Regions from separate parts of the Homo sapiens genome. Here all the other regions are linked to region 1. A link is an interaction called in ENCODE POLR2A ChIA-PET data of the cell type or tissue named here. Cell type or tissue: HepG2. All regions are shown on one strand. Links, peaks and the distances in the headings refer to the core of each region. The heading gives the core; the rest is flanking DNA.

Region 1 (6,380 bases), core at 683-5,682:
GGACAGAGGACATGAATAGACACTTTTCAAAAGAAGACATACATGCAGCCAACAATCATATAAAAAAAAGCTCAACATCACTGATCATTAGAGAAATGCAAATAAAAACTACAATGAGATACCATCTCACACCAGTCACAGTGGCTATTATGAAAAAGTAAAAAAATAACAGGTGCTGGCAAGGTTGTGGAGAAAAGGAAACACTTATACCCTGTTGGTCAGAGTGTAAATTAGTTCAACCATTGTGGAAGACAGTGTGGCGATTCCTCAAAGACCAAAAGACAGAAATCCCATTCAACCCAGCAATCCCATTACTGGGTACATACCCAAAGGAATATAAATTGTTCTGTTATAAAGACACATGCATGTAAATGTTTATTGCAGCACTATATGCAATAACAAAGACATGTAATCAACCTAAATGCTCATCAGTGATAGTCTGGACAAAGAAAATGTGACATATGTATATCATGGAATACTATGCAGCCATAAAAAATATGGGATCATGTCTTTTGTGGGGACAAGGATGGAACTGGAGGCCATTATCCTTAGCAAACTAATGCAGGAACAGAAAACCAAATACTGCATATTATCACTTATAAGTGGGAGCTAAATAATGAGAAAATATGGAAACATTAGATGGGAACAACACACACTGGGGCCTATTGAAGGTGGAGTGTGGGAAGAGGGAGAGAATCAGGAAAAATAACTAATGGGTACTAGGCTTAATACCTGGGTGGTGACATAATCTGTAAAACAAGCCCCAATAAAACATGTTTACCTATGTAACAAATCTGTGCATGTACTCTTGAACTTAATTTTTTTTTAAAAAAAAGCACAATAAGTGAAAAATAAAGAGAATCTCAAGTAAGGTGGAAACAGTGGAGACGGAAAGGAAGTCCTCACTGGGATCCACATGAAGAACTGGCTCTGTTGGAGAATATTTGACAGCAGGCAAGGGAGGTGATGGTCTCAGAAGACCAAGTTTCAGTTAAGGGAGGCCTTAACAGCAGCTTTCCAAGAGAAAGTCATGTCAGGAGTATTCCTCAGCAGAATAGCAAACAGAGACTCTTACTAAACTTTTATTCAATAGATGAATACATTATTGGCCATTTTTGGTTTTGGTTAAAGTGAAACAAAAACAGATAGATGTTACACATGAATGAATGAATGATTTGGGTTGAGCTCTAAAGAGAAAAATGGAAGATGGTAATAGAAGCAAAAGTTTGTCAGAGCCCATCTGAGGAAAGGGAAGGCTGGTTGGATAGAGATGTGAGTAAAGAACCAGCAAAGACCTTATCTAAGGATGAGTGAAGGGCACAGGAGCTAAATCAGGGCTTGGCCAAATAAGGCCTGTGGCCAAACCCAACCCTACCAACCTGATTTGTGCAGCCCATGAGCTACCAATAACTTTTATGTTTTTATATGGTTAAAGTAAATTCAAAGAAGGATAATATTTCATGACATGTGAAAATGATATGAAACTCAAATTTCAATGTCCGTGAATAAAGTGACGACTGTTTTTGTCATTTTATATATATATATTTTTTTTGCAGAGGGACTGGCTTGCACTTTTTAAACATTAGTTATATTATTCTCAGTACAACCCTATAAGATAAAATTCATTCCCATTTTACTGATGAGCAAACTGCAGCTTATGTTTCAGCCAAAGTCAGACAGTTCATTAAGGGCAGAGTCATCCATGGCAATCTGCCTGTCCAGATATTACACTTTCCCCCGGGGTAAAAGCACTGGCTCTAAGAATAGTGAGAACAAAACATACTTATAAAAGGGAGTTGGGGGCTGGGAATGGTGGCTCACGCCTGTAATCCCAGCACTTTGGGAGGCCGAGGCGGGTGGATCACTTGAGATCAGGAGTTCGAGATCAGCCTGGCCAACATGGTGAAACCCTGTCTCTACTAAAAGTACAAAAATTAGCCAGGCGTGGTGGCGGGTGCCTGTAATCCCAGTTATTCGGGAGGCTAAGACAGGAGAATCACTTGAGTCCAGGAAGCGGAGGTTGCAGTGAGTGGAGATCGCACCATTGCACTCCAGGCTGGGCGACAGAGCGATACTCTGTCTCAAAAAAAAAAAGAGAGTTGGGAAGTGTTTTGAATGCTTAGAGGGCAGCTTGGGAACTCAATTAGAAGAAGGGACGGTTTAAGCAGACATATTTCTAAGAGACTTATATGAGTTAACTCATTTGATCCTCAGCACTCCTCCATGAGTTGGATGCTATTATTAACAACCCAATATTAGATAAAGGATGACCTTCTTAAAGACCTCTTCCCAGGAAAAAGACTGTGTGTGGGTACTCTGAAGCTTTGGCTCTTCTGGTGGGGACACCACTGGGTTTCCAAAGGCTCATCCAGCCAAGCGAAGTATCTATGACCTCGTCGTGTTCAGCGCGCTTAGGGAAGGATTCTATGGACTGCACTTTTACCCTGGTGTCCTGCATTCTTGCTCCAAGACTTCTCTTACCACTCTCATTCCCCTAAATGCAGCTTCTGACACCTTCTAGCTACGAGTTCTTGGGCTCCTCCTTCGTGACTTCCTTTTAAGATAATTTCTGAGTTACAACAAATCAGCATTTGAAGAAATGCAGCAGATAAGTTGAAAATTCAAGTGCTGAGGAATGTAAAGGCCCAAAACAATCCCGTAGAAAGCACAGAGGCAGATGACAGTCTTCCGTTAAAGATTTCACTGCTGTAGATTTCTGAGAGTGCTGTGTAGCTGTCCTCTTTATCCTGGTGTTTGCCACTTCGAACAGTCACTTTCCCACTTGGAACTTACTTGTGGCTTTGCTGACAAAACAGGAAGTGATTTGAATACAGTTTGTTTTTATGACCTTTCAACCTCAGGAATTTGAAAAGTTTTAGCAGTGGATTTACAGCCTTGCTTAATACTTCTATTTCTTACAAAACAACCGTATAGGGGTTAAAGTATCAGTGCAAAGTCCCGTTCAAATATTGACTCAGTAATGAGCTCTACAAGCCAGCCTTTGTGGCATGTTAAATTCAAAACAAGCTTAGCATTTTTTTTTTTTTTTTTGGATAGAAACTGGTGGGGGTGGGGAAAGAAAGAGGGAACTGGGAAGAGAAGGAGGGGAACTTAAACCTTGCTTCCTGCTCTGTCTTTCTCAGAAAACCAAATATGGCATCTTCCATGAGGAGCTTGTTTTCTGACCACGGGAAATATGTTGAATCTTTCCGGAGGTTTCTCAACCATTCCACGGAACACCAGTGCATGCAGGAATTCATGGACAAGAAGCTGCCAGGCATAATAGGAAGGTAACAAAAGGGACGTTGTTGTCAAAGGGACAAGCCTCAGACTGGCTGTGCGTCAGTGATAGATGGGTCTCGCTCAGCCTCGCAGGCTGGGCACAGGGATAAGGGCGAATTACTGATAGCAGCTCCCCGTCGTCCCCTCCTCGCTGCCCTGCCCTGCCTTTCTCCTGCAGTGCTTTGGTTCCACGTTTGCTTTGAACACTCAAAGGCTCCCATTTGTGTTGTATTTCCAGCTGCATAGAGATAAGCGTTAACCATTTGAAGGCACAAATCCATGTTCATTTGGGAAAAGATAAGATGCTAATCTTCGAACTCAGATTTTTCAGCCCTCCTCCAAATTTTACATCCCAAAAAAGTCCCAAAGGGAGTCTGGTATGCTTTTCATTAGAATCAAATATAAATAATTGCCAAAGTACGATTTGCCCTGAGGATTGAGTGCCTCAGTTCTCATAATATCCATTTAAATTAATTTTCCTTATCCATTGTTATAGTTATCACTCTCTTCCTCAAAATTGTCTTTTTCTTTCAGCTTAATATTAGCAATGTGTTCCTTAAAAAAAGAACCATTTTCCCATTATCAGTGAAACTCACTGGTTCCTATCCTTCTTGCAGAGTTCTTTTTTTTGGGTGATTAATGTGTTCAATTTGTGCCAGAGCTGATAAGCATTATGAGAGTAACAGATTCCACATGCTAAAGATAATCAAATCACCTATCTGGGGGTGATTTGCTGTAACTCATTCTACTTCAGGAAATAATAATGGAAAACTGGGAAGAAATGACTATGGATCCAATTTGCAAACAGCAAAGGAAAGTGGTATTTTATCTTTTGCTGAATTTCTCTATTGCAGGCCTGAAATTCTTTCACCAGGGCAGTACCTATGTCTGACCAGAGCAGGCATTATTAGATGTACATAAAATTTTATTTCCTTTTCTATTTAACATGATTCAGATTTTAAATGTTAGCTTTCAAAAAATAGGATATTATATATTAAAAATTAATATGTAATAGGATAAGGATGCAAACATCAAAGCAAATAGCAAATATAGAGAACTTCTTACCTAGGAACTAATTATAGTTAACCTCTTTGGGTTTCTTTGCTCATTTCTAAAGTTAAAGGTAATGAGTTAATTTCTCAATTCTTTTTCAGTACTAAAAGTATTTGCTCATGTCTGTAGCTTACCAGATCCTTGGTTTTCTTCAGCCATACACAGTTTGGTTTGAAGAGGTACCGTGGATGGAGATAACATAATCGATGATGAATGACCCCTTCCTTATCTTCAAAGTTTAAATCTAACTGGAAATATTATAAAATCTGTGAAAGACTGAAGAATTTTTAAGGGCACACTGTTTGTCTTATAACAGTAGTATATAGTTAGGAATGATCAGATTCAGTGTCATTTATTTTTTTCCTGAAGGTAATGTTTGAAATAAGATTTAGCTGAAGGACTTTTAAAATTGTTACTTAGAGTTGTCTATAAGTTATGAAGTACCAAAATGTGATTAGGATACTCTTTGTGTATGTTAGGGCAGGGTTTGTTGAGTTTGTGGCTCACTGTGCTAATTGAGTGTGGAGCGAGCCTATTAAATTTTTATTAAAGCAAGACATGCCATATTTTAAAACATCAAATGGTTCTAAAGTGTGTGGGGACTATAACAAACCCCACCCACTCCATTCTTGATTCCCACTCTCCGGAAGCAACCACTTTCAGCACTTTGAAATCTTTTAGTTATTTATGGAATTTTCTTTCATAATTCAAAATAACATGTTATTGTTCTATTTCTTCATTTCGCTGTATTAAAATAGCTAAGTAAGCATGCATATTTCCCACCCTATCATGTCACTATATGTAGTCAAAATTTTGGTTAAATAATTTGAGTGTTTATGTTATTTTGCCTATGTACATATTCTTAATAATTGAGCAATATATTCGACTATGCTTATATTTCCTTTTACGTACAACTTTTTGTTCTCCCTAGAGTTGACTATTGCCTTGATTTTGGTTTCTTTTCTTAGTTCTCCATGTACCTATTACTATTTTGATCCCCAAGCAGATATATTAATCTCCTCTCAATATATGCAAACATATCAAGGAATCTGTTTATTTTACCCCAAGGGAACAACTTTTCTGAAGCCCTCTGTTCTTTTTTTCAGTTTAGGAAGATCTGCTTTGGCCTGCTATACAACTATTAAGGAGGGAATTTATTTCACTTTCTGAGAATCATTTTCTTTCTCCATTATTTGATTCCCTGATTCTATATCTCATGCCTTTCTTTTCTTTGTTTCCTCGGTCCTTTGTTTCCTGAACAATTCTTTAAGAACTTTAAGAGTGAACGAGAGGTAAACTTTTTGAGACTTTGTATGTTTAAAAATCCCTTGGTTCTATGTTAATCGTTTGACTGGATATAGAACTCTATACTGAAAATGGTTTTGTATAATAGATCTAAAGGTACTTTTCCACTGTCTTTTAGATACCAGAATTGCTGTTAACAAATAAAATACTGGCCAGATGTGTTGGTTCACGCCTGTAATCCTAGCACTTCGGGAGGCTGAGGCGGGAGGATTACTTGAGCCTAGGAGTTTGAGACCAGCCTGGGCAACATAGCAAGATCCCATCTCTACAAAAAAGTGAAAAAGTTAGCTGAACAAGGCGGCATGCACATGCTACTCCAGACGCTGAAGTGGGAAGATCACTTAAGTCCGAGAGATCGAGGCTTCAGTGAGATATGGCTGAGACACTGCTCTCAGCCTGGATGACAGAGTGAGAACCTGTCTCAAACAAGAGAAAAAAATAAATCAAATGCTACTCAAAATTCTCATCCTTGGCATGTGGAATAACTTTTACATTGCTATGTGTTTTGTTTTCCCTATTTTGAACTTTTTAGAATCTTCTTACGTCTAGTATTCTGAAATTTTAAAATACTGAGCTGTGAAATGGTTCCTTTTTACCCATTTTATGGGTACTCCCTGGGCTATTTCAATTGAGATTCAGATCCTTCAGTTATGCGGAACTTTGGTAATCATTCTTCACCACTGTTTTCTTTTTCTGGAACTTTTATTCATCAAATACTTCCTGGATTGATTACCTAATTT
Region 2 (6,380 bases), core at 856-5,855, 53 kb after region 1:
CAGACTGCAAATGAAAGAAAGAATAAATGAAAGCATGACTTGTGTTTTATTGCACAGGAAGCAGTGGCTGGGACAAGCTGTGGAAAAAGTACGGATCACGCTTTCCCCAGGATGACCTCTGCCAGTATATCACATCAGATGACCTCACTCAGATGCTGGACAACCTAGGGCTTAAGTATGAGTGCTATGACCTTTTGTCCACCATGGATATATCTGACTGCTTTATTGATGGTAATGAAAATGGAGACCTGCTTTGGGATTTTTTGACTGAAACCTGCAACTTTAATGCCACAGCACCACCTGATCTCAGAGCAGAGCTTGGGAAAGATCTACAAGAGCCTGAATTTAGTGCTAAGAAAGAGGGGAAGGTTCTTTTTAATAATACTCTGAGTTTCATAGTGATTGAGGCATAACTATCAATCACAAAAGTATATTCAAAAATTATATTTTGAACAACTCGAATCACTCATTTATTTCCATATTAAAATCACAAACTCATCCATTAATGTAGATAAAGCACTGTTTGGATATGAGATGTAGCAAATTCCAATACATTATTGGACTTCCATTTGGAATCATATGGGATACTGCTGGTCTTATCCTGTCCCTCCTCCAGGTAGAGAGACCACAAGCAGGCTCAACATAACATAAGCTAGAAAAATTAGATGACTGAATTTCTATGGCATATTGATAATAAAATTCATTCCATTTGCTGATTGTCTGAAATTTTCTAGAATACTAATAAAATACATACTATAGATTCTTTATTAGTGAAGTATGCACTAATCAATACTTTGAACACAAAGCCTGTGTTACTGATTTGGCCGTTTTGTGAAGAAACATTTATCTTTGTACGTTCTTCTATTGTGCTTTCTATCTAATTTTTATTAATTTGTAAGAGTAAGCACCTTTAGAATATTAAAAATTAATTCTTTATCACATGTTGTCATTTCTTCCCATTGTGTTTTCTCTTGTAATTTTATCTGTGAATTAATAGCTTTTTGTTTGTCTTTTTGATATACTGAAGTTTTCTATTATATTCAGCCAGATTTTTTTTTAAGTCTCGGCTTCTGATACATTTTAAAAGACCTTCTAAAACCAAGGTTTTAGAATACTAACATTTTATCAAAATAATATTATAGTTTTGCTTTTTTTAAAAAATGAAATCTTTACTATGTTTGAAATTTAGATAAGTATAAACAGTGAGAACAAACTGTTTCCCCTCAAAATAATAGCCAGATGTATAAACAAAATTTATTGAAGAACAAAGAAACACAAAACTAAACCTGTTCTAGCTTAAAATGCAGCTTTTACCAGATTTCTAGGAATTGGGTAAATGCAAGGTTCTAGAAAACCTTCAATGCATTTTGATACTTTATAGTTTCTTATGTCACTCTCAAGAACTCCTATAAGACCAAGAGTCATCTTTGGACTGTAGGATTTCAGGGGGGTTTTGAAAACAAATTTGATGTTTCTTATTTTTAATAATAACGCTCTGTTATTTTTGACATAAACAGTACATTTAATAATTAATAAATAAATATTTTAAGTATGTAAATAATTAGTACTCCCTGTCACAAACAAAACAAAAGTAAGGTTTTACTAAACAGCTCATGAGCCCTCATTCTGCCAGTGAGGAAGCCTTCAACCCCGTGTGATACTCACTCTTTCATGCAATAGGGCTTCCATGTAATGTTGCCGTATAATCACTTTAAAAAGTTAAACGACCCATCTCAATCACCTAGTTTATCCCCAGGGAATACACTGGCATAGAGAGCCTATTTACACTAATAAACTACCAAGCTTTGTTGTTCATAATAAGTAAAATGGACTTGCATTGCTCTCTTTTTTGGACAACTTCATCAATGCTTTTTGAATTATATGTTTCAACAAATGAAACGACAGTTATCCAATCAGATTCCTGAAAATGAACACTGAACCGTTAATCATACTGATATGTACTACTGACAAAGGAAATCTGTGAGGCACACATGATTGATGGGTATGGGGCCATGAAGACCTTGAAGAGCTTCACCAGAAGTATGGAAATCAAGACTTTACAGAGTCTTTTGTATAAAGCACACGTGCAAAAACAAACAAAATTAGAACTAACAATGCTATTGAAAGATACAAAAGAATTGCAGTCCATAGATTGGTGTTTGTAAATATGGCCTTTTTCTCGTCCTTATTAAACCCTTAGTATACAAGGATAAATAAATTCTCACCTGCTTAATTTTAGTGCAATTGAAACACATAAGCCTTTTTAAAGAGAGAAATTCCCATGAAAACCTACTAGTCAGCAATGGGAAGTTGTATAAATTCAAGGGATAAACCTATCCCTGTTTTCTTCCTGCACTGTATGATAATACCAAAATTTGGGACAGTCACATACTAACTTTTCAGATTTGTTCTTGTGTTTCAGAAAAAAGTGCTCAGCATGAATTTGGAATGTTGTTTTATGTATTGTTGTGGATCTCTCAGTGTTTAACATGGTGCCTTGCATATGGTAAATGCTAAGTAAAGCGGGATCAATGAATTATTTCCTTCTCAAACATTTATCTTATACCTTGTGTGTTCATATTATTATTATAAACAGAGCTCAAGAAACCCAATAAAGTTATGTGTTGCCAGTGTAAACCTTAACTTATTTAGGACTCTTTCAGACACTTTTTTGCATGTATTGTTGGGGCATATTGCCAAAACCCAAAGAGAAAGCATGATGTGGAGCACAGCATTTTAGGGCTTGATATTTGCTTATTATAAAAATTGGTGACTTTTTTATGGCCCTGCCATTCTGGGCCATAAAAGTTAAGTAATTTCTAATGCACAACCATAAAAAGAGATGCAAGGGCCATAGGAGAATACTAGATCTTAAGTCTGTGGAACTGCACAGACCCAAATGTATATTTAATGTATTTTAAATGTTTGTTTAATGAGAATAGCTGGCACATAATACTTTATTATTGAAATCATATTTATATGTCACCTCATCAGAATGTTACTTCTAAAAAAATGTGGGCTTCTTGCGAAGTCCCACAGTGGAGTGAGTGGATTAAAATAACCTTGTTAAATAAAGCTGTAGAGCCAGACTTACTGGGTACAAATTCCGGTTGTATTAATTACTCACCAAGTGACATTAGGTAACTTATTTTCTCTCTATTCTCATATTTCTTCATCTACACAATGAAGTGAATCATAGTATCTACCTCAGAAGATGGTTACGAGAAGCCCAGGAGTTAAGCTTCATAAATATGCACATAAAGCATTAGACTCATCAGGAATACTCAAAAATATTAACCACCATTGTTATTAGTTACTCATGGAAACTCAATACAAAATGCAGAGTAAATAAAAAGTTTAAGGAAAATTACAACTAAGGCCAGAGAGCTAGTACTTGTAGGAGCCGACCTAGTTTCTGACCTTGTGATTCTTAGCCACAGGAAGATGGCCTCTGTGTCTTTCAGAGCTAAGCTGGTCCTCCAAGAGACTCAAGGTGCCATCAGGATTCCACCATCCAAGCCCCACCTTAAGGGATCTGCCTCCCTGAGCTATCCATGCTCTAAGTGCCTGTGCTCAGTACTATGTGAAATGGCCCCATCTCAATCCTGCCTGATGAGACTATCCAGCTGGCACATGGATAGAAACCTATAGGCAGAAATTGATGAAACAGTCTTTCTGAAAATTATGAAATGCATCCATCAAAAATTCTCTTAAAAATGTGAAATTACAAATCTGGGGCAATGAGACATTCATTCACTTATTCGTGATATGTACAATTAATCAATATTTATTGAGTACCTCTTTGGTGTGAGGGAGTTTTCTAAGCAAAGGACATATCACAGCAAAACAATAACAACAACAACAACAACGAAGTTCCAGACCTCAGTGACCTGATTTCTAGTGGGTGAAATAGGCAAAAAATAAATATATGCCAGAGAATGATAGGTGGTATTAAGAAAATAAAAGTAAATAAGGGGAAAAGAGTACCAGATGGGGAAATATTAAGTGGAGTGATCAGGGAAGCTCTCTTTGAAAGAACAAGATTTGAACAGAGATTGAAATGCAGTGAAGGAGCAAACCATGCATAGAGTTGGGAGAAAAGCATTTGAAGAAGTACAAATACAAAGGCCCTGATGTGGAAATAAGCTTTACATATCTAAAGGACAATAAGAAGGCGAGGTGGCTTTCTATAGTAGCTGAGCTGAAAGGTCCTAAGATAGATTCAAGTCTAGAGTTGCCACTGTGGGCCACATGTGGGAGGACCTCACTGGGATGCCATGGTTTGAAGGTGAGGCATGGAACCAACTTGCAGAGAGAATGAGAGATGCCAGGAGTCTAAGACCACATGGCCTTTGAATGGGAGATGAGCTTTGGCTGTCTCAAGGAAGGGTTCTTGCAGTTTCTATTCCCATCTGTGTCTAACCTGAACAAATACCATTTTACTCCAGGTATCCTTGTGGGTGTCTGCTTCTTGCCTCCCAAATGTCTTAGGTAGAGCAAAATAGAAGATCTTATTTGGTTGTTACCTCATGAATTAGAAAGATTATTTATTATTATCCTATTTCATAGGTGAGGAAACTGAGATACTAATACACTGAATAATTTAACCCAGCTCCCAAAGCAAGTTGATAACAGGAAGTTAGCCAAACCCTATACCTGCCCGGCCGACTCACACTGTATGTCTGCATATTGGGCAAGTTAAATATGTGATCTTCATTCATCTTAGATGCGGAGTATGACTTCATAGAACTAAATCACCTTTGCCCCCAAATATCCACTTGTACATTGAAGGGGACCTGATTATAAAAGGGAAGAAGAAGCAATCAGAGGATCAGAGTACTATGAAAAAATCACCTCCTTGAATAATGAGATAGTACTCTTTCTAAATACTACACTTCAGTAACAAGTTCATTTTAAGCTTGTCATAAATATCTGATTTTTCCATCCCATTGCCTTAACTTTTGCCTGTATTTCTCTGCCTCACCTCCTACCAGGTCCCAGACATCACCAATTTCATGTTTAAATTATCTGTCATTCATACCCTAGCTCCCCTATGATTCATAAACTGTGCAATACACATCCATAGTACATGATCAACTAATGCAGGATAGTTAAAGCTAAGGATCATGTAATCCATTTCTCAGTGTGATATACACCATAAAAAGGCAACTGCAGTAAAAGGGGGGTTGATTTAAGGGCTCCCTGGGTAACGACAGTCACAATTTCTAAATGTGCCAAAAATTAATTAGGGCTCTGAGTCAGATTGTAGTAATCTCTGTGGCAATGGATTAATAAATACAGCAAGACGCCGTTCTGGAGGCTGCACTGACACATGGGGATACTCTGTATAAGCAGTGCCTTTCCATGATCATATTCTTCTCTTGAAGAATTATCTGTGTTTCCTGGCTTGTCTTAATGATACTTGAAGGACTTTGCAAACAACCTGCTTAGGATAGAAAATGTTGAAATAAATCACAGGGGCCATGAGGTATAGTCCAACCTTGGTGAGTTCTCCAAAGACATTTGCTATAGAAGATGCAGAAAAGTGTCAGTACCTTTATTTATGTTCTACAGCTAACTAATTTCATGCTAATTTCATTTCTATACTGTGATTCCTTTTTCTGCATGTGTTGATATATGGGTTTCATGAGTTAATTCTCTGGTTTTCAATGCAGGCAGACTGGACATAAATCCCAGGGTTTTGTAGAAGAGGCAGTTGCTCCATGCTGCTTATTATCAGCAGGAGCACATTGCAGCCTTAGCTTATTTATCAAGATATTGCTGCCTCATGCCACACATTTCCCAACAGACTTCATCTACCCCACAATAGCCTTTAATGGAAGGTGCATTACCCTCCTTGTGGTTTGTTTATAATTACTTTTATTTCTCCAGGACTGATTGGGAGAGGAGTTTGGACTTATTCTTCATTGTATAAGTTACCCAGGCAAGGAAATTAGCCAGGGCTTACTGCTCCAGTAGAAGCCTCATGGGATGGATATGTTTGGGCAAGGTTGGCAACTTATGAGTTTCCCATCTGTGTGTCCTAGGAATGGTGGAGCAAAAACTGGCTCTTCAGCTTGGCTGCTTCCCTCTGTTTTCTTTGGCCATTCTAATTCATAGTTTCCAGCTTGAAAAAGAGTTAATCATGGAGGAAGATTCTTTGCTAAATAAAACAGACCATAAGGGATTTAAAAGACCCCATTTTAATAATAGTTAACATTTCTTGAGGGCTTATTACGTGTTGTGCTCATGTTAAGTGTTTATAGGCATTATACAACCTAATCCTCATAACAAGCTTATGAGTGAGTTAGTTACAATTTCTATTCCAATTTCACAAAGAAGGAAACTGAGGTTTAAATTATATATTAAATTATATAATG
Region 3 (6,380 bases), core at 473-5,472, 150 kb after region 1:
TTTCATTTATTTCCCATCCCCTCTATGGGAAATAAATGAAATAACATCTTTTATGGATAGTAGATCAATGATTCCACCTTCTTATTAAAAAATTTAAAAAGCTAAAATGGATCCTATCCAGAAAAATGTGATTACAAGAGGAGTAAATTATTAGAGGGGATAATAATAAAAACTAGCATTTGTTGACATTGTGTGCCAGAAATTACATAGATACCATCGCATATATTCCTAAGAAAATTTGAGATAAGAATTACCATCACCATTGTATAGTTTAGAAAATGGAGAATCAGAGAAGAATAAGTATACAATTGGTGAATGGTAGAACTCGAATTTATGTCCAAATATGCCTGCTTCCAAAGACAATAACCATCAGAGTAAACAGAAAATTTAAAGTGAGATACATGAAGGATAAAGTTAAGGAATATAAAAAGATATGCAGTCAAATATCTATCAAAGTGATGGTCTCAAGATGCACATCACTTCCCTTCATCACTCTCCCATCTCCCTCAAAATCTCATTGCTTTACGTTAAAGCAGAATGTCCTCACCATGACCAAAGTAGCGATGTGTGATCCAGGTCTGACCTGCCTCCCAAACCTCATTTTCCAGCACCTTGTCCTTCTCTCTATTGCACCCTCACTGGCTTACTGGTGGTGCTTTTTATCTGTCATGCCCTCTCCTGACTTTTGCTGTTTCTAGTTACTAAAATTCTCTTCTCTATCCTCTTACCTGGTTAAATTCTTTCCATCCTCCACAGCTCAGTTAAAGAACACCATCAGGAGGTTGGATTCCCCTTATCATATGAACCACATACCTTTCTTTTATTGCCTTTGTCAGAATTGTAACTTACATTTGTTAGAATGATTATTTCATTTATACCTGCATAATACACTTGCCTAATATCTCCAGTGACTAGCTCTCCCTGCTACATAAATAGAGGCTCATTAACTCTGAGAGAATGAATGAGTAAATGGATAAATAGTTTTTATCTATATTCCTTCTTATAGCTTGTATTTAGAGTTTTATTTGATTTTTATTGCAACTCAAGGACAAAAAAATTAGGTATCACTTTCTCATTTTACTGAAGAAGAAATTAATGCTCAGAGATGTTTAATACATACCTAAATTTACATGGTGGCAGAGCCTGCTAAAATCTGGGCCTTCTGAATCTCAGGTCAATGAGGATTATACCAAAGCCTTACTGTGTCATCAGTGGAAATTCAAATTTCTGCTATCTACTCATAACAAAACACGGAAAATGTCAGAAAGACAAATGAGCACCTCATTGACCATGGAGAAAGCATGCATGAATTAGGGAATGCATCTTGAAGATCGCAGCATTGCTTTCCCCTGTGGTCTGCCTGGGCCAGCTCAGGGCCACCTGTAAGCTCAGACTCTCATTAAGGTCCTGGAGGAAGAATCAAAGCCTTGAGTCAGGAGTGATTTCTCTCACGTCAAGGAGCTGATTGTAAACTCCAGGTGAGTAGTGGTAAAGTGGCCAAGGTTCAAAAACATGGAACACACTTCTGGCCAAGGCTTTGTGGACAGGGAGGTAACATATTCCACAAAATATTATAAAAATGGCCTCTGGCTTTGGAGCACAGCAGCCTTCCATGTGGGGTAGCTGTGACAGGTGCCTTTGAGCCCAAATATACCAAAGGCCCATTGAGAGTTTATCATTTCCTGAAAACACACAGTTCAGGCCCAATAATAACTCATGCCATTAACTTGTGGGCTCAGCCGACCCAATTTTTGATCCAGTTTGGACCAATGTGGAGAGTATATTGGTAGCTCCAGATACAACAAGTCTGGAACGAGTGGTCCAAGAGGAAGCAAGTCGCAGAGCCCAGGGTTTCTCTAACCGCAGCTGCCAATGCTCAGCCTGAATGATTGCACTTGAGCTTAGTTTCCCTGTTGACTTCTCTTAAAAAGAGAATGTTGCTAATAACTGTAATGCACTTGGTTGGTTTCCTCTGTCCTTTTTCCCAGGAGTTGGACCCTTTTTCAGTTCTCCCAGATACTGGTTATGATCTACTTAAATTGAATCAACCCCTCCATCACACAGAACCATGAACCAATTACCTATCTGAGTTTGAGAATCACCATTACTTTGATTCTCTCAATTACCATGACCCGTGAGGAGGCCTGGGTTTGTTCTGCCTCCTGAGCTCTTCTCAATAATGTCTGGTTGTCCTGTGGTCCTAATCTCAGGGTCTGGGGCTAACCCCTAGCTCCAGCCTTGTCTTTCACAAAGGCCCACTTGAGAAAACTCAGATCATCTTTCAGGGGAGCATTTGTGAATTCTGATGAATTCCACCTTAGATTTCTACACGGCAGATTTTGCCTAGGGAATATATGGATTGCGTATTGTGATTGTTCAAGCAAGCACCAGAGCTCTGCCCTTACCCAGCAAAGAGGAAAGTTCTTGGGCAAGTCTAAGAGTATAAGAAAAGCATCAACCAAGGAGAAGTGTCTAGTATACTAATTGCATATGCACCCAGACTGGTCATTCTGTTTAATCTGTACTCACCTATGGACCCTGAACTTCTGTACCAAATTCCAGCTTTTATCTCCAAACTGTATTGACCTCATTGTGGTTTTCCTGCTCTTGTTTGGACATCCAGATCTTACATGAAATGTCAGGTTCCTGGCTACTTTGTTACTGATTGTTTTTTGCCTGTTTGAGCTAATTTCTTAACTCTAGTGTCTACCCTGGCCTTTCTAAATGTTGCTAGAGAGTCAAAAAATTGGTAGAACTCGTGAGGACATTATTGCCATATAAACTGGTATGGTCTGAGTAATTACACAGGTGATTCCAGTATGTGGTAAAGGTTAGGAGCTACTGTTTTATGTTCTTAGTATTCAGCCGAAACTGAATTTCAGAGAGAATGGCCATTGTGAGGGAAGAGTGGGTTCATGAAGCAGAGGGAATAAGCAAGTGGGAAAATGATTTTTACAAAGGGATGGTGCCAGTGTGGTAAGGAGGAGATAGAATAAAAGAGAGAAGAGCATGTCCTGGAAGCTGTGTCCAGGGACAACAGAAAAAAATGTGCTCAGCACGTAGGAGTGAATCCAACCTAGATTAACTGGTACTGGACACAGTGTGAGCCCATAATGGACATAGTGAACTCACACTTAGTCACACTATCTATCTGATTAAAACACCAGTGAGTCCTAGGCTTATATGCAACCCTAGAGGCCATACAATCTACCTTCCTATCTCCTCATGGCATCTCTGAGCAACAAGAACTACCACTTAGTTATAACAACCCACTAGTTGACAAAATCCAATCTCATACTGATTATCATTTTCTTAGCAATTCTGTGAAGCAGACAGGACAGTTATTATTACTTTTATCTCCATTTTACTGATAAGGATAATGAGACCCAGAGTGGGAAAGTGACTTGGCCAAGGTCACATAGCAGCCAGATTCCAGGCAGGACTCGGATTGGAGCTTAAATCTTCTCATTCTAAATCCACAGCTCCTTTATTTCACCACTCTGCCTGAAAAGATTGAGAATTATCTCAAAATACAGACATCAGTTTACATGATGACATCTGTATTTTGTAGGCTTTTCATGGGTTGCTGTCCTTAAGTAGGTGGGGAAGGATATCAAGACCACTGTGTCTGTTTCCTCAACAGTTTCATCAGTGATCAACTGATTAAGGGATATGGTACTATCCTTTTGGATGCCTTTGGAAATTTACAGGGAGAGGGTTTTTTATTGTCACAATGATGAGGAGTCACTATTGGCATTTAGTGATGGGGACCAAGGAGAGTGGTAAAGTCACAGTGCATATTACATTTTCACATAGTAAAACATTCTAACTTCATTCATGATGTTGAGTGCTCAGTGTACATCATGTAGGTAAAAAAATCTGTTTACAATTATCTGACTCAATAATCTACTCCATTTTACATAGAAGCACACAGTATTTTTGCATGGCTTTAATAGTTACTGAGTTTTCAGCAATGTGACTCCCAAATAGATCCAGGAAAATTTTATATTTTTGTCAAAAAATTAGGAAGAGTTGTTCACCACCTTACAAAATCACAATGCATGTGACTTTACCTTACTTTGCTGGCTTAGTTTATAATCTTGCCCAAGAGTGTGGATTGAAGGAAGTTTACTGTATAGCCACCAGAAATCAACTCTCCCTCTTCTTTAACATGATAATTTGGATGCCTGAGAAACCAAGGGCATAATTATAAGATATTGAACTTCATTCTGGAAAGGCAACTAGTTTAATGACATTGTGCTTCATTAATAAAAAGTCTTGATTTTGTCTGAAATGATTGGAGGATGAACTCGCTTTTCACTGGATTATCCAGAAACTCAGGTGACAAGTTTGAATTTGAAATGGAAATGCCTTAATTGGAAAACATTTCACAAAGTCAGCTTGTTTTTCTATCCTTTCTCCAAGAGAAGATGAGAAGTTGCGTCTGGATGAAACATTCTGTCACAGATTCATTTCAGCTTCATGTCACAGCTTGTGTATTATTTAGAGGTAATTTAATATTCCTATATATGGTAACATATATTGAAACTTTCATTTCACCTACTGCACTCTCTCCCTGAACTTTCCAATTCCAGTCTTTGTTTTGGAATGAAACTATTAAACTGCGATATGAAGTTAAACACACTCAACAGGGAAAGGTCTGTGAGTCAGCAGTTTGTAGCTGCCAAGAAAGGAATGAGAGGGCTTTCAAATTCATGTTATTGATGTGAATTATTTTGAAGAATGTATGGTTGGCAGTTTCAGTAAACTTTGGCAGGGATCAGAAATTTACTGATGATGAAAATAAACTAACAAACAACACTACATTCTCTAACCAGGCAGCAAAACTGATCATTTGATAATCAAAAGTAAAGGAGATAGAGCTATAGGTGATCATTTCAGAGTGACCCATAAAGAGGCCCCTGAAGTCAGCTCTTTATCTCAAATGGGCAGATATCATCTTTGCAGTGAATGACAAGTCTGCCAAATATGACATCTGGGCTACAATTTTCTTAGAATCTTCAGTTCTTTAGTGACAACTGCTTTGGAATATTTTCTAAGCATTATGTTCACAATAATTGTGGGAAGACCCAAAGCACTGTTCTGGAAAATCTTATCCATGTCAATTGCATTAAAATCTTCTGGGAAGATTTAAAGAATAAAACAAAACAAAACAAAAAAAGGCGATTCCAAGGCCTAAGTCCCAGCACGCAGGATTTAGTAGCTCTGATGCAAGGCTTGAGAATATTTATATTAAAAATATTCCCTGGTAATGTCTAAGGAGCCAACAGATGTGGCATGTGCTGGTTTGATCCCTTGTCTATTAGATGACAGAATAAAAAGAACAATGTAGAATTTCTCTGGGTTCATTTCAGTAATTTGTAGTAAATTCTGATTATCTCAATAATTTTACATAATTTATAAGAATATAAAACATTTAATATTGAGGATGTTAAAAGTAGTTTACTTACTGTGGAGAAGGACATAAAGAAAGAGATAGAAAGAGTGCTTATAGCACACACTTTCTGGCCCAGGGTGGGATAATGTATGAACTGCTGGGAACACTTCCTCAAGGCCTAGGTGTACCTTAACAGTGGCACAATGTTAATAGCTACTCCTGGACTGTGGCTTAGCTCTTATTGGGCACAATATTTCAGTCATAGGGAAAGTTAATGAAGGAAGACTTGGTTTCAGAGCATCAAAGGAGATGGATGCAACACCACTGCCTAGATAGTTTCAGACTCAGATGGAACATGGAGCCACCAATCCTTCAGCCTACCAGACCAGGAAGAACCATTTTTTCAGTAGTTCCTGACAGAGCAGAAGCATCCCCATCTTAGACAAACACTGCCATTTTAAGTTCCCCTTGATTAAAAACCACCTAAATCCAGCCCAGAAAACATCAGCCTAATGGCTATTGTCAGCATGACCATAAACCACAAGTGACACTTCTGACCAGAAACATTCCAAGCCTGAGATAAACCCATTCTGACCAGAATCATGCCAACCCTGAGATAACTTCCCCTCCAACCAGAAACATGCTAACCCCAAGATAACCTCCCCTCCGACCAGAGACATTCCAACTGTGTAATAAAACTCTCCTCCACACAGAAACATTCTGAGCCTGTAATAAGCTCTCCCTTCCTATACCCTTAAATACCCTTATTCTGTAAGAGAGAAGGCTCCTAACCAAAAATCAGCCAGAAGCCCCTCTCAGGTTTATTCTCCCAAATAAACTGGTCTTTGACTGTTGCGCCACTTTTCATGTTTTTCTTCTTTCTTTAACCCTTACAGTTCCTTCTCCCTTCTTAAAAAGCTGAGGCTTATAATTTGGTGAGTTTGGGTTAAAATACTATATTATTCACCCGAGAGAGGCAAGG
Region 4 (6,380 bases), core at 847-5,846, 68 kb after region 1:
TTTTCCCAAACCATGATTTTCTCTTCTCTATTAAGTCTTTTTCACCAACATAATAACTTGCTTTTTATTCTTCTACCTTCTTTTTACCTCTACTTCATTCTCGAGCCACTATTTATTTCTGCCTTTCCCTTTACAGAAAATTTCCTGGAAAGTGTTTTCTATATTTGCTGGGATTCATTTTCTTTCATAATTCTTCCTTGATTCCACCCCATGTTTTCTCCACACCACTCCATTAATGTTGCTCTTGGCAGCCCCATCAGTCTGCTCTTGGCAGACCTCAGATCCAGTGGTAAGTCCTTGGTGCTCAACTTATTCCATCTACTAGCAGTATTTTACATGTTCTATCTTGAAACACATTCTTCAATTGACTTTCAGGACACCCCCACCCCTGATGTTTTGCCTCACACCTCATTTGCCACTACTTTTTAAACTTCTTTTTGAGTTTTTCCTCATCTCCCTGACCTCTTAATGGTGGAGTACCAAGGACTTCATTTTGGAATTTTTATTTTCCTGTTTATGCTCACTTTCATTCTCTTGGGGCTTTACATACTGCTTAAGTACTGTTGATATGCTGACAACTCTAGAATCTCTCTCTCTCTCTCTCTCTGTCTATGAATTCTAGATTCATAGAAGCAACTACCTATGTCACATCCCCTGTTAAATGTCTAATAGGCTTACCAAGTTTAATGTGTCTAAATATTAAGCTTCTGATCTTCCTGACCCCAACCCCAAGCAAATATCTTCTATCTCATCTTTGCCCCATTTCAAATAATGCCATTCTTCCAGAAACTCTGGCCAGAAACCTTGAATTCTTCCTGGAGTCCTTTCTATTTCTCACATCCTATCCCAAAATGATGCTAAATCTTTTCCACCTCTTTTCCTGAATGTCCTTTACCCAGAAAACCCATGACTCTCTTCTTCACCTCCATTGGATTTTTACTTAAATGCCACTCTGAGGCCTTCCCTGACCTTGTATTTAAAATTTCAACCCCCTATTCTCAACACGTACTATCCACTTCCCTGCATTATTTTTCTCTGTTGCATATATCCCCACTAAAAAAAATGTTATTTATTTATTTTGTTTATTGTCTGTTTGTCTCTCCCATCCTTCCACTGCAATATTATACATTCTTTGAAGACAGGACATTTTTTTTATTTGCTTACTGCTCTATCCCCAGTACCTAAAACAACACAACACATGGTAGGAACTCACTAATAGTTATAGAATGTGTTAGGAATACCTCTTTCAAGTAACCATTTTGAGGCTTGCATCCCCATCACCCATCCTGAATATCACAAGGTTTCTTGTCTACTCCATGAGCGATAGGACCCCTTTGCTTTCCTGCTGAGAGTGAAGCAGTTCTCAGAGGGGAAGCCCAGTAATGTACTCTTGCATGAAAGAAAGCCTGTGGTTTTGATGTGTTAAGGCCTTGGGTATGATGGTTTGCTAGCATTAAGGTGGTGGTGAATAATTCCCTTCCTTCCTGCAATGCAGCATTTTGGGAGATAACAACATCTTATTTTCAGTCTGAATCATTTCTCATGACCTGTTCATTTTTAGCCGCATGCTCATTCTTCTGTATACCATAGTCATAGGTTTTTGTTCATCTCTGCACTGCCCTGCCCCACCCCACCCACCTTTTCTAAAGTCAGCCTCGATCAGCCAGGGTCCCACTAGAAGTACAGAACCCACTCTGAGGAGTTAAAACAAACACAGAGAATTGTTTCCACAGCTATATAGAATGCAGGGAGGATGCTGAGAAAGCATCCAGTACAGAGGGAGGCAAACCAGAAATGAGTGATGGTAGGAAGCTCCTACCCTAAGTCTGAAGGGACCAGAAGGGAGTGTTGTTACTGGAGCACTGGGGTGACAGTCACCTGGTGAAAAATGGAATCAGGGCAGTTCATCACAGGGTTTTCTGGAGACCCAGAGGAGAAACAGTGGCTCCTGGGAATCACACCCTAAATGCAGAAGAGGGAATTTCTCCCTCCTTCCCACCCACATCCAATCTTCCATTAGTACCTTTCTTGGCATAGGATCCTGGAAAACACAGTCTGCAGGGGTCAGCTAGCCTTCTCCCTCCACTGCTTCCCCACCCTTTGTGATACATAGCAGAGCAGGGGGAAATTTGAGAAACAGATCTGAAGGTAAACAGCTCCATGAACAGGCATACAAGTTGGGATTTTGGTCATTTCTAGCAGTCAGAAGTTAATTACCCCAGAAGATCTGAAGATGCCTATAAGAATCTTCAAGATATGAAGTACAACCAAGCTTACACTTAACAGCTTGGGGTAAGGTGGTGAGGTTTTGTTGTGGAGTGCTGACAGAAACTTAGGATAGTGCAGAAGGGGAGGGAGAGGAGGGCCTCCAGCTTTGAGGCTGTTTCAGTTCCCACTAGGGTCATCCCTCTCTCACTAACAGACCCATTCAGTGGGAGGTTGTGTCTGGGACTTGGGCACCAACACTCAGTTTCCCACTCACTTCCAGTGTTCACAGTTGTTGGCAAACTTCCTTCGCATTAGTGGGGCTCCGATTTTCAAGAATCCAGAAATTCTCAAAAGGGCTATTAAGCTATTAACCATAGTTCTAAAGGATCATATTGTGAAAGCTATAATTGCCTACAGTAGGTCCCAAATAGAAAAGTAAATATGAAACCTTCTTTTACAAAAAGTTAAATGATGGGAAAGAACTACTTTTGATTAGTTCTTTGATTAACCTTTATCTCTTGACTCATTATCTGAGTAGAATCACAAACTGAATCGCAAACTGAGTAGAATCACATGACTTTCTGGATGGAACTGTTCATATATTGTCATCTACCTGCAAAAATAGCAGGTATACCTATTACATCTCCCACCTAATAACAGATTATTTTACAGCTACTTTTTATTTAGTTAAATCTCAGCATTGACAGCTGGGTGCAGCCAGGAGATGAACACAAGCTTAGGGGAATCCTAAAGAAGTTGATCATGCCCTACTTGTTCAATGCCGTTTTACCAGCCCAAGGCAGATCCAAGTTGGGGGAGATAAAAAGCTTTAAATAGTATAAGTCAAAGATATTAAAAGTGTGGATGTTTCACTGGATTGGAATTTTAATATCTGAGAGAAGCTGAAGAAGCAATAGGATTACCCAGTGTGGAGGATAATGAGTTAAGAGATCAAGGTTAATAGAAAATTGTTTTCTGCTTTCATACACCAAATCCAGCTCATTCAATAGTTAGGTTTTTCAGAGAACAAATAACCTTGTGGATTGTGATTACCGTTGTGAACAAGGTGAGATCAGAAGAGGTCTCTTTCAGGCAATTGTCCTTGAACCTGAGCCCTGAGTGATGAAAACAAACAAAATTAAACAGAGACTTAGAAAAAACATTCTCAGCTGAACACAGTGGCTCATGCCTGCAATCTCAGTGCTTTGGGAGGCCAAGGTGGGTGGATCACCTGAGGTCAGCAGTTTGAGACCAGCCTGGCCAACATAGTGAAACCTTATCTCTACTAAAAACACCAAAATCAGCTGGGCGTGGTGGCATGCACTTGTAATTCCAGCTACTTGAGAGGCTGAGGCAGGAGAATCACTTAAACCTGGGAGGCAGGAGTTGCAATGAGCTGAGATCGCACCACTGCACTCCGGTCTGGGTGACAGAGTGAGACTCTATCTCAAAAAAAGAAATAGTATTCTCATCTCATTAGTGGAAATAACATGAGTGAAGGTCACAAGGCAGAAGCTTCTAGTGATATAGGAATGGACCAAAGTACCAGAAGCATCAGATGCATAGTATATCAGAGGGAGAGATCATTGGAGAGTGCATTGGAGTCAGGGGCCTAATGCCACAGTGGCTCTGAGATCTTGGCCTTGGTTTTGAAATTAGTTATAAAGGCAATAAGAAGACATTAAAGTATTTGGAGCCACCAGATTTGTGTTTAAAAAATAATAATCCTGGCTTTTCTGAGGTCAATGTATTGCTGATGAGTAAGGTGGACATAGAGGCATGTGTTGGAAGCATTTTACTTGTTGAAATAAGACGTGGTAGTAGCTTGGCCTAGAGATAGTGCCAGAAGACAGACAGGGGCGGGTCCCCCATGAAACCCTACCTTCAAGCCGAGACAGTTTAAAGCCTGGAAGCCAAGCTATGAGTCAAATCCACGTTCTGGATTGAGAGTCTCTTTTCCCATTTGGTGGCTTTCTTCTGATTGATCCTCACCCTTCACCTATTTTACATATACCTACCCTTCCCTAATTGGTTTTCTATACTGTTGTGCCCACCTTTCAGTGGTGCCTTTGTTTTAAGCTTTTTTTGCATACTCACAAACCAATCAGCACATACTCCCCATTCTGAGCTCATAAAAGCTCTGGATCCAGCTACACTGGGAGGGAGACCACCCTTGCAGATGCTGGCAGGTCAGTGCTCCCTCTGAAGGCTCTAATGGAGAGCCTTTTCTTGCTCTTCCAGCTTCTAGTCACTCCATACATTCCTCAGCTTGTGAGGAACTGAATGCTGTTCTGTCACTCAATAGAATTCTTCTCTGCCCTCCTCACACTTTGATTGTCCACATAACCTTATTCTTCTTAGATGCAGGACAAGAACTTGGGAACCACCAAACATGGGTATGAGCTGTAACACAAGTCGGCTGGGGCAGGCCCAGCCTAGCCACAGGCTAAGCACAGAACCTGCGGCGAGTGCAGGATCCAGGCTGGTGTGCAAGCCAGGTGTGACCCAGCAGGCCAAGTGAATGGGGCACCTCCTGTAGCAGGCCCAGGACTGAGCAAGGCCCAGGTGGGGATGTCACTGGCTGTGGAGGTCCCTGGCTGGCAAAGTGACTGAGAAAAATCCTGCATCACTAGGTTATTGGGAGAAGAAACAGAAAGATGGTGGATATCAGGGAGAATTGGTAGGTAGAACTTTGACCACGTAGTGTAGGATTAATTAAGAAGCTATAGTGGATGTTATTGGTGCCCTGTTCTTGCCTTCTCTCTTGGCAGATTTGCCCATTTCCCATCTGCTATGAGTGTTGGATGCTAGTTGCTCACAGCTGCTACCTTCTCTGGAGCTTTTCCCCAGCAAGATAGTAGTTGCAGTGTTGGGGAAGTTAGGTCCTACAATCTGTCACTCCTGAGGAAGCTGGAACTGACATGTGGCAACAAAAGGCCAGTCTCCTTCCTTGCCTCAAGGTGGGACGAGCTGAGTGCACAATTTGCATTCCAGAGCTTCTGTATGGGATCATGTTGAAGCTAGACTCACTTACATTTTTTGCCCAGCCCTCTCCTGTTTTTCTCACTCCCCTTCTGAGAGCACTAATTAAATAAATCACTTGACTATCACTAAATCAATTTCAATATCATAAGTTACTTGAGAATTCTTGTCTGAGCCTCTGCTTTTAGGGAACCCAACCTAAAAGAATTAATTTTCAGCAGGTTACTTTTGACATGACTATGAGGTATCCAAGTAATAACATCAAATAGGTAGATTGATATAGGACTCAACCTTAGAGAGATAGAGTATTTGGGCATTAGTAGCATGTGAATAGTATTAACAGCCAGAGGAATGGATGGAATTTCCAAGGAGGTATGTAACTAGATAGGACGGTTTACGGCTGAGCTGTGAGATCTCTGACGTTTAGAGGTAGAAGTTAAGGATTCAGCAAAAGAGAGAGTATGATGTCTTGGAAACTGAAGAAACACTATATCTAGATTTTGAGGTTGTAATAGGGTTCCATCAAATGAAATTATATAAAGTATTAGACTTACTAGTGGTCACTGACTGTCTTCTTTAATATACAATACGCAGAAAATTCAACAAATGTGATATTCTGTTAAAGAATCTTTTAATCATTGATACCTGCAAATTGATACTTTCAGAGTCTTTATAATTCTAGGTAGGGTTATTTTATGTTAACTGCACAATTAACTCATGTCATCAATGAAGGTTTTTTCATTTGAATTAAGTCCCCAGTCCCTATAAAATGAGAATTTTCCTCATTTGCTGAAGTCTTCCAATTACTTTCTAAGTTGAATTAGTAGTGCACTAAACTTTTATTTCCAGAGAAATGAGTTCAAGTAGAGGTCATCCATGCAAATGAGTTGAGTGATCTCAAACTAGCTTATAAGGGTGTCAGAAAGTTCTATCTATATTGGTTTATTTTTAAAGGCAAAGGAAAGATTAAAATATGGATTTGATGTATTTATTTAAAGTGAGATTTGAAAATGACTGTACTTTTGTCTAAATCCCAGCACCCATCCAGCTACTTATCAGGGAGCAAAGTTCATGACAGGCCTGAGAATCCCAAGATCAAGAGGCAACAAACCAAAGGTGTGAGGCGAGTATCAAAGATCCCCTGAGTTAAAGATACTATGGACAGTGGGGCTATAAATTATCAAAGTTTA
Region 5 (6,380 bases), core at 895-5,894, 53 kb before region 1:
ACTCAGTGTGGCTTCAATCCACATGAGGCAGCCTTCTTCTGTAGACAGAAGAATTGACCATTTTTCCCTATTCTAAAAATTTACCATTTCCCCAAAGAGCATGGGTTTCTTTCATGGAGAAATAGTGTTTGGATACAAAGGTCTAGAGGCCAGGTGTTCTAGGTTCTCTGACTTCACAAAGCTAAGAAATACACATGCATATACCAACCAAAGCATACCGTAAGGGTAAAATGGTGACTTGTTTGAGGTTGGAGCTCACTATCTCTCCATCCCCCTTCCTTAGAGTATTTCCTTGAAATCTTAATGGGTCCAAATAACAGGTTTGCCTTTTTGATTTTGCAATGGAATAATGGGGACTTTCTGACACTTGGAATTGTAAGCAAATGCCTCCAAAACTTACTTGGGAGTTTTCACTAGAGGACTATCTTAGGATGTAGCCCTTTGTCTCTTGAGGAGATGAGAAGTTATTCTTTCTTCTGCTTTGCTAAATGAATTATGTGAAAGTCTGTCTAGACTTTTTAGTCACTTTTGTAGTACCTACGTGCATAGAAATCTGACTATGTTCATGTAGTAATAAACTGTGTTCTCTTTTCTAGGTTGGTTCAGAGAGGTCTTTGTTAGTATTATTTTATTTCCAACAAATATACACCCTATATTTCTGTATTGTTACTTTCTAGAGATGGATGACTTTGGATGGTCAAATATTGATAGAAAGGCACTAGTGAAAAGTAATTCAGAAAAAACACATTTACAGATTTGGTGACAGGAAATAAAGAATTTTTTCATGTTGAGCTCCAATTATATCTGAAAGGTAGAAGGGAAGTCATTAATTGAGAGTATACATGGAATTGGAGGAGGAAGTTTTGAGAAAAGTGGAGGCTTATAAAATTAAAATAGTTGTTTCCAATAATGTGAAATAGAACTGATTAAAGAACAAAGCAGACATGATTGCCGAGGAGTCTCTCAGATGAGTTCACGTTGATCACTGTAGTCTATTGTTTCACAATAACTCATTCCAAAGCAAGCTGCATATTGGATTCACCTGGGATCTTTTAAGATATACTGATTCCTAGGTCCCACCTGCAGAGATTCTGTTGTAATCACTCAGGAATCTGACATCAGCATCCAGATTTCAAAAGTTCCCCAAGTGATTCTAAAGTGTCCTGAACACCAAGAACCATTGACTCAGATAGAATGTTCATCACTTTTACTGTTTTCCACAAAAACCTACCCATGTAAAGCACTTGTGAGGATAGAAAAGTTTATTGAAAATTAGAAATTGAGAGTTGAAATGGCAAACAAATTTAGTCAAATTAAATTCTGAGTTTTAAAATTTTCCTGTGGCCACCCCAAGAGTGTGGAACTTTCTCTGGGCCTTCACCCCATTGTCTCCAAACTCAAATCATTTCACTAACTCTTCTCCACCTCCCAGTCTCTGTTTTCTGCCTGCCTCTTCCTAGTCTACCTGACTCTGGGAACTATAGGTTGGTGCAAAAGTAACTGCAGTTTTTGCCATTAAAATTGATGTCAAAAGCCACAAATTACTTTTGCACCAACCTAATAAAACTTCTCACTCCATTACTCAGAGTGGTTCAGCTCTCACTGACAACCTGGTGTGCTCCATTTTCCTTTAGCATGGACTATAGCTATTCATCACTTTTGAGAATTTTTAAGAGGCAATATTCTTGCATGTGATCTGGTTTATAGAACCAGGATAAAAGGTCAATGCTGACTCCAGAGTTTTGCAGTCCCAGGAGCTCCTCAGAAATATGTGGCAGAGACAGACCTGCAGGATAAAGACAAGATATGCATTCTTTTCTCATTCACTCCATAGATAGCTAGTAACAGCCTACCATATCTTAGTTCAATGAAGGAAAAAAGATAGACAAATAGATACAGTAGAGTGTAGTCCATATAATGGTTTAGTATACACAGGAAGTATACAAGTACAGTAACATCTGGACAAGCTAGAGGTTGGGAGAAGAAGGGAATTGAGAGAGCATTGCAAGAAGTGAAGAACCCAGGGTTTGAGCTAGCCTCCTGAATCCACATGTATAGAGCTGTAGAATTGGAATACTACAAAGGATGTTAGAAATCATCTAATCTAATCACCCTTTGTTACAGATTATAAAATAGAAGTCTCATAGCCTAGGAGTTGAACTGAATTGCAGAAAGTCCCATAACAAGTCAGGGGCAGTGCCAGGATTAAATTGGCATCTGGGTTCATTGACGACTGGCCCAGTGATACTCCCTCAACAGGTGAATTTCTAAGGTTCTATGAGCACTACTACAGGAGGGAGTAGCCCAGCAATAGGGTCTCTGGTGGCAGTAGAGGCCTAAACCTACATGGCTTACACCTCTGTCTGCAAAGTGACTGACTCATTTCAGCCATATCTGTGCACTCTGCAGTACCTCTGCTCAGAAGGTACCACTGGGGGAAATGCTAGATAGATAATTTGACTTGAGCATAGAGTGGGAGGGAAGGGCACATACTGAAAATAGGGAGGAGAATGAGAAACCTGAATCAAGAACCAGCCTAACAAATATTATGCCTTTGAATTATAAAGCAGGCATATGGTCTGGCTTTAGAAAATTACAGGACAGCAAAGAAGAGCAAATAAGACTAGAAAATTGTGACTTTGGGACCTTGTGTCTGAAATAAATGGAGAGACACTTTGGGGAGTGGCAGGCAATGAAAACACATCTACCATCTGAGGAGGTGACTTAGAGAAATTCAAAACAGCATTTTTTTTAAGTCCAATTCAAATATAGTCAAGTGAGGGAGGGTAGATCATTCATTCGCAACTCACTGTGTTTAGTTTCTTAAAAGCTGGCCGAATTAAAAAAAAAAAAACATTTTTGAATGGGGCAGTTCTAGTGTCAGTTGTTCTCACTTTTCCTTTTTACTTACCCACTACTAAAAACTACCACAGAGACATTCTCTACATTCAGTTACTTAGATTTACTTTTCCCACTTTCCACATTTTTAATTATAGCCTAGGAAACTTCTTTGCTTGGAGAAAGACATTCTTATATTAAAACATAAAACTTTTCGCAAGCATCCGCTAAGTTCATCCAGAAAGCAATTTCTTCATTACACACCAGAGGTCAGTATTGGATTATTAATTTACACGAGCTGTTAATTTTTACTTTCCCAGTAATAAAAATGAGAAACAAAATACCAAAAATTGTTATTGTATTAGAGATTTGGTGTTAGTTCCTTAAGCAAGTATCATCTGTGCAGACATGCATAGATCATTAATGGCTTAAGAAAAATACAAAAGAAAAAGAAAAAAGCCATCACAATGAAGGTGGTCTTTGTTCTTCAGGAAGGTGGCCTTTGTTCTTTAGGAAGACATCCATGACTCATTCCAGGCACATTAATTATGCCGCTTTTACACAAAAGTTAGTTACTCTTATATGTGAGAATTGTTCACAACTAGCAGTATTAGTGGACATGCTGGCAGTGAATTGGAAAGATAATGATAGTTTTTAGAGTCTTATTCAAATCTGCATATCTACAATAGTGTAACAGTTTGGGATGGCCAAAGTTACAGATAATTTGGACAAATAAAATACGGGCCCAGCAGTAAAATAATGACTGTATCTCCAGAAGCTTTAAGATTAAATGGAAAGAAGAAAAGACTAAAGGCAGATCAAGCTATCATGCTGACTACAGACATATTAAAGGCTTTCCACAGAAAGAGAAAATAAATTAGTCTTGTTTTACTCTAGTCAAGAGGGTAGAATTATAGAACTGGAGATTGCAGCTGCATATAAGATAGAATTTTTTTTTTTTTTTTTTTTTTTTTTTTTTTGAGACGGAGTCTCGCTCTGTCACCCAGGCTGGAGTGCAGTGGTGCGATCTCGGCCCACTGAAACCTCCGCCTCCCAGGTTCACACCATTCTCCTGTCTCAGCCTCACAAGTAGCTGGGACTACAGGTGCCCGCCACCACTCCTGGCTAATTTTTGTGTTTTTTTTTTTTTTGTATTTTTAGTAGAGACGGGGTTTCATAAGATAGAATTTTTAAGACTCATAGCTATTCCAACATTTTTGCCTAGGGTGCTATAGGGAGTGCCAACATCTAGTATCAGAACAAACTAGATGAATGCCAAAAGCTCTTCTATTCTAAGGTTATATGAGAAGGTGATTATGATGCCAAAGAGTAAATATTCCACAAATTCCAAACCTCCTTCCAGGCATATATATTCGGGTGGCACCTGCTTTAAGAAGTCTCCCTTAATCTGCCAGAATACAGTTTGCTCGTGCTTCTAATACTATGACCATATATTGTCTTTTGTCATCTTTTGAACCATATTGTACATTTATGTATTATTTAGCTTTGTGTTGTTATGTCTTATCTAAAACCAAGATTCTTCTTTTAGGAATACATGTTATTTTATCCTCTATGACACCTAGAACAATACGATGGAATTAGTAGATACTCAGATAATATTTGCAGTCTGAACCTATTTCCTTATCTATAATGTAATGAATAAAAACACCCACTTTACCTGCCTCACTGAGCTGTTTTGAAGATCAAATGAAATAATGTGCCTGAAAGCACTTTGAAAAGTATAAAGTATTATACAAATGTAAGGCATTATTATTTCAGAGGGGGGTTCTCTCAGTTATAACCTCCATGTCAGCTTGAACATAACAGCAATAAAGGAACATTTTTTAAAACTTAATCTGAAAAGAAACTTGTCCCTTCTGGGCACAAATTATAAAACTCCCCAAAAAATGTTTGTATGTATTTTTGTTTGTTTCTAAATAGTATAATGAGCTGTGGTCTTTCAGGGAAAATGTTGTTCTGATAGAAGTAATTCACAATGTAGAAAATTGCCCTTGTGTACTTTCAGGAAAGAATTGCAAACAAATGAGCTATTTTGTCTTCTCAAGCAAAGGGACTTCCCAAGCATGGGTAGCAGCTGTTCAAGTCCATCTGGTCAAGAATTCACTAAGATCATAATATGAAAGTTGCTCAAATGCAGATTTGCACGACAGCCTGCAAATGCTCCTTTTGAGACGAAATGGTTTCTCAGGCCAATAATCTGCATGTTTAAAAGTCTTTAAATACAAGTTTATGGAATAATTCATAACAGCTTTAAGGAACTATCATGGTACACTGGGAAAGTGTTCCATATTGCAGGATAGATTTCTTCTGTTGGCTGGTGAGCATTTGTTTATAGTCTGCCTTGACTGTATCACAATTTTATAAGTAGTTCTTTTATTTTTTAAAAAGCAACATTTTGGGACAAAATATTGTGAACAAATAAGGAATATGACTATATTTGTGAAACCCCTTGTTAATTTCCAAGTGATATTTTAAACCTTGAATAAGACATGTATGCTCATAAATAAGGAGGGAAAAGAAATAATTAACTCAATGTTCATAAGAGCTTCTCAGAAAATAAGAAAATAAGAAAGAGATAAGTGATAGAATTATAATCTGCATTCTACCCTAATAGTATCTTTGCATCACTTCTTAAGCTTTGTTTAGTATTTTAACATGCCGTTTCTTATTACATGTGAAGAATGCTGTGAGGTAGCATGTCAATGTTTTGCAGATGAATAAACTGATGTTAAAAGAGGTTAAGTGACTGATTTTGTACTTCCATTATCTCGAAAGCGCAACTAAAACTGCACTTAGGATTGCCACTCCTGTCTGGGGCCATGGCTTTGGTCCTATTTTCTGCAAGCCTCTGGATGACCTCTGTCCACCCACTGCCTTTGAGTGCTCTCCTCACCTTGGCCTTCCTCCCTGGTTTTAGTCCAACACCTGTCACCGCTCTTCAGAATCCTCATGAAACTTCAGGAAAATTGACTGGGTAGGGCTTGTTTCAGAATTATCCTCCAGAATTCTAGGGCTGATTTAGAATTCAGAGAAAGAAACAAAAGCGCTTATCAAAGTATCTGTTCTAGAGGTAAGCTCAGAGGCACCATGGCAATCCCCACATTTCCCTAGGATATCTTCAGAAATACCTGATATTGCCATCTCAGGCCCAGATATCATCCATCAGCTGAAGGCCATGGGCAACATTCACATCTTCAGAGTAAAGACTGTTTTAGAAGTCCGTGGGCAATCACCAGTCACACAGGGAGTTCCAGGGACCAGCCAGTTGTTCCTTTCATGAGTTAGGAGGCAGTAAGGACATCACAGTGATCATTTCCACTGAAAACGCAAATGTAATCCACTCTGCTACTCAGCAGTTAATGCTGACTTTTGAAAATTATAAAGCAATTATCACCATGGTCTCCTTCTAGGTTTATCAGTGCAGTCAGCTCAGAAAACTTTCATTCCTTCAGTATATCCAGCTACAGCTAATCAGAAAGGGAACAATGAAAACAGGCTGACATTTGATTCAGAGGTTCTGG

Evidence for each region. Peaks named below come from ENCODE experiments on the same cell type or tissue, not always from the same donor. Only the 100,000 strongest peaks of a DNase experiment are listed, where the experiment ranks them.
Region 2: POLR2A ChIA-PET joins it to region 1 with 10 read pairs; 4 of 35 experiments call an interaction of 5 or more read pairs at or near these places.
Region 3: POLR2A ChIA-PET joins it to region 1 with 40 read pairs; 5 of 35 experiments call an interaction of 5 or more read pairs at or near these places.
Region 4: POLR2A ChIA-PET joins it to region 1 with 14 read pairs; 6 of 35 experiments call an interaction of 5 or more read pairs at or near these places.
Region 5: POLR2A ChIA-PET joins it to region 1 with 31 read pairs; 6 of 35 experiments call an interaction of 5 or more read pairs at or near these places.

Annotation. Positions count from the first base shown.
Region 1 is chr2:137,961,339-137,967,718 of GRCh38, forward strand. It overlaps HNMT (histamine N-methyltransferase), which reads left to right and starts at 3,135. Exons shown (of 6, transcript NM_006895.3): 1 at 3,135-3,290. The coding sequence starts at 3,154. In HepG2, for the core only: a CTCF peak has its summit at 3,168; DNase peaks (open chromatin) are centred at 2,403, 2,923 and 4,972; H3K4me3 peaks cover 3,203 bases.
Region 2 is chr2:138,013,718-138,020,097 of GRCh38, forward strand. HNMT (histamine N-methyltransferase) reads left to right here. Exons shown (of 6, transcript NM_006895.3): 6 at 58-2,647. The coding sequence ends at 413. The region is part of intron 2 of LOC107985948 (a long non-coding RNA gene); the gene reads right to left. Among named protein-coding and RNA genes, the nearest start is that of HNMT, 52 kb to the left of the region's middle. In HepG2, for the core only: no CTCF peak of the experiment used is centred there; no DNase peak of the experiment used is centred there.
Region 3 is chr2:138,108,084-138,114,463 of GRCh38, forward strand. No RefSeq gene overlaps it. Among named protein-coding and RNA genes, the nearest start is that of LINC01832, 9.4 kb to the left of the region's middle. In HepG2, for the core only: no CTCF peak of the experiment used is centred there; a DNase peak (open chromatin) is centred at 2,588.
Region 4 is chr2:138,029,174-138,035,553 of GRCh38, forward strand. LOC107985948 (a long non-coding RNA gene) reads right to left here. Exons shown (of 3, transcript XR_001739719.2): 2 at 3,262-3,323. Among named protein-coding and RNA genes, the nearest start is that of HNMT, 68 kb to the left of the region's middle. In HepG2, for the core only: no CTCF peak of the experiment used is centred there; a DNase peak (open chromatin) is centred at 3,318; H3K27me3 peaks cover 397 bases.
Region 5 is chr2:137,907,632-137,914,011 of GRCh38, forward strand. All of the region lies in intron 2 of LOC101928273 (a long non-coding RNA gene), which reads right to left. Among named protein-coding and RNA genes, the nearest start is that of HNMT, 54 kb to the right of the region's middle. In HepG2, for the core only: a CTCF peak has its summit at 3,094 (motif pointing right); DNase peaks (open chromatin) are centred at 3,130 and 3,350.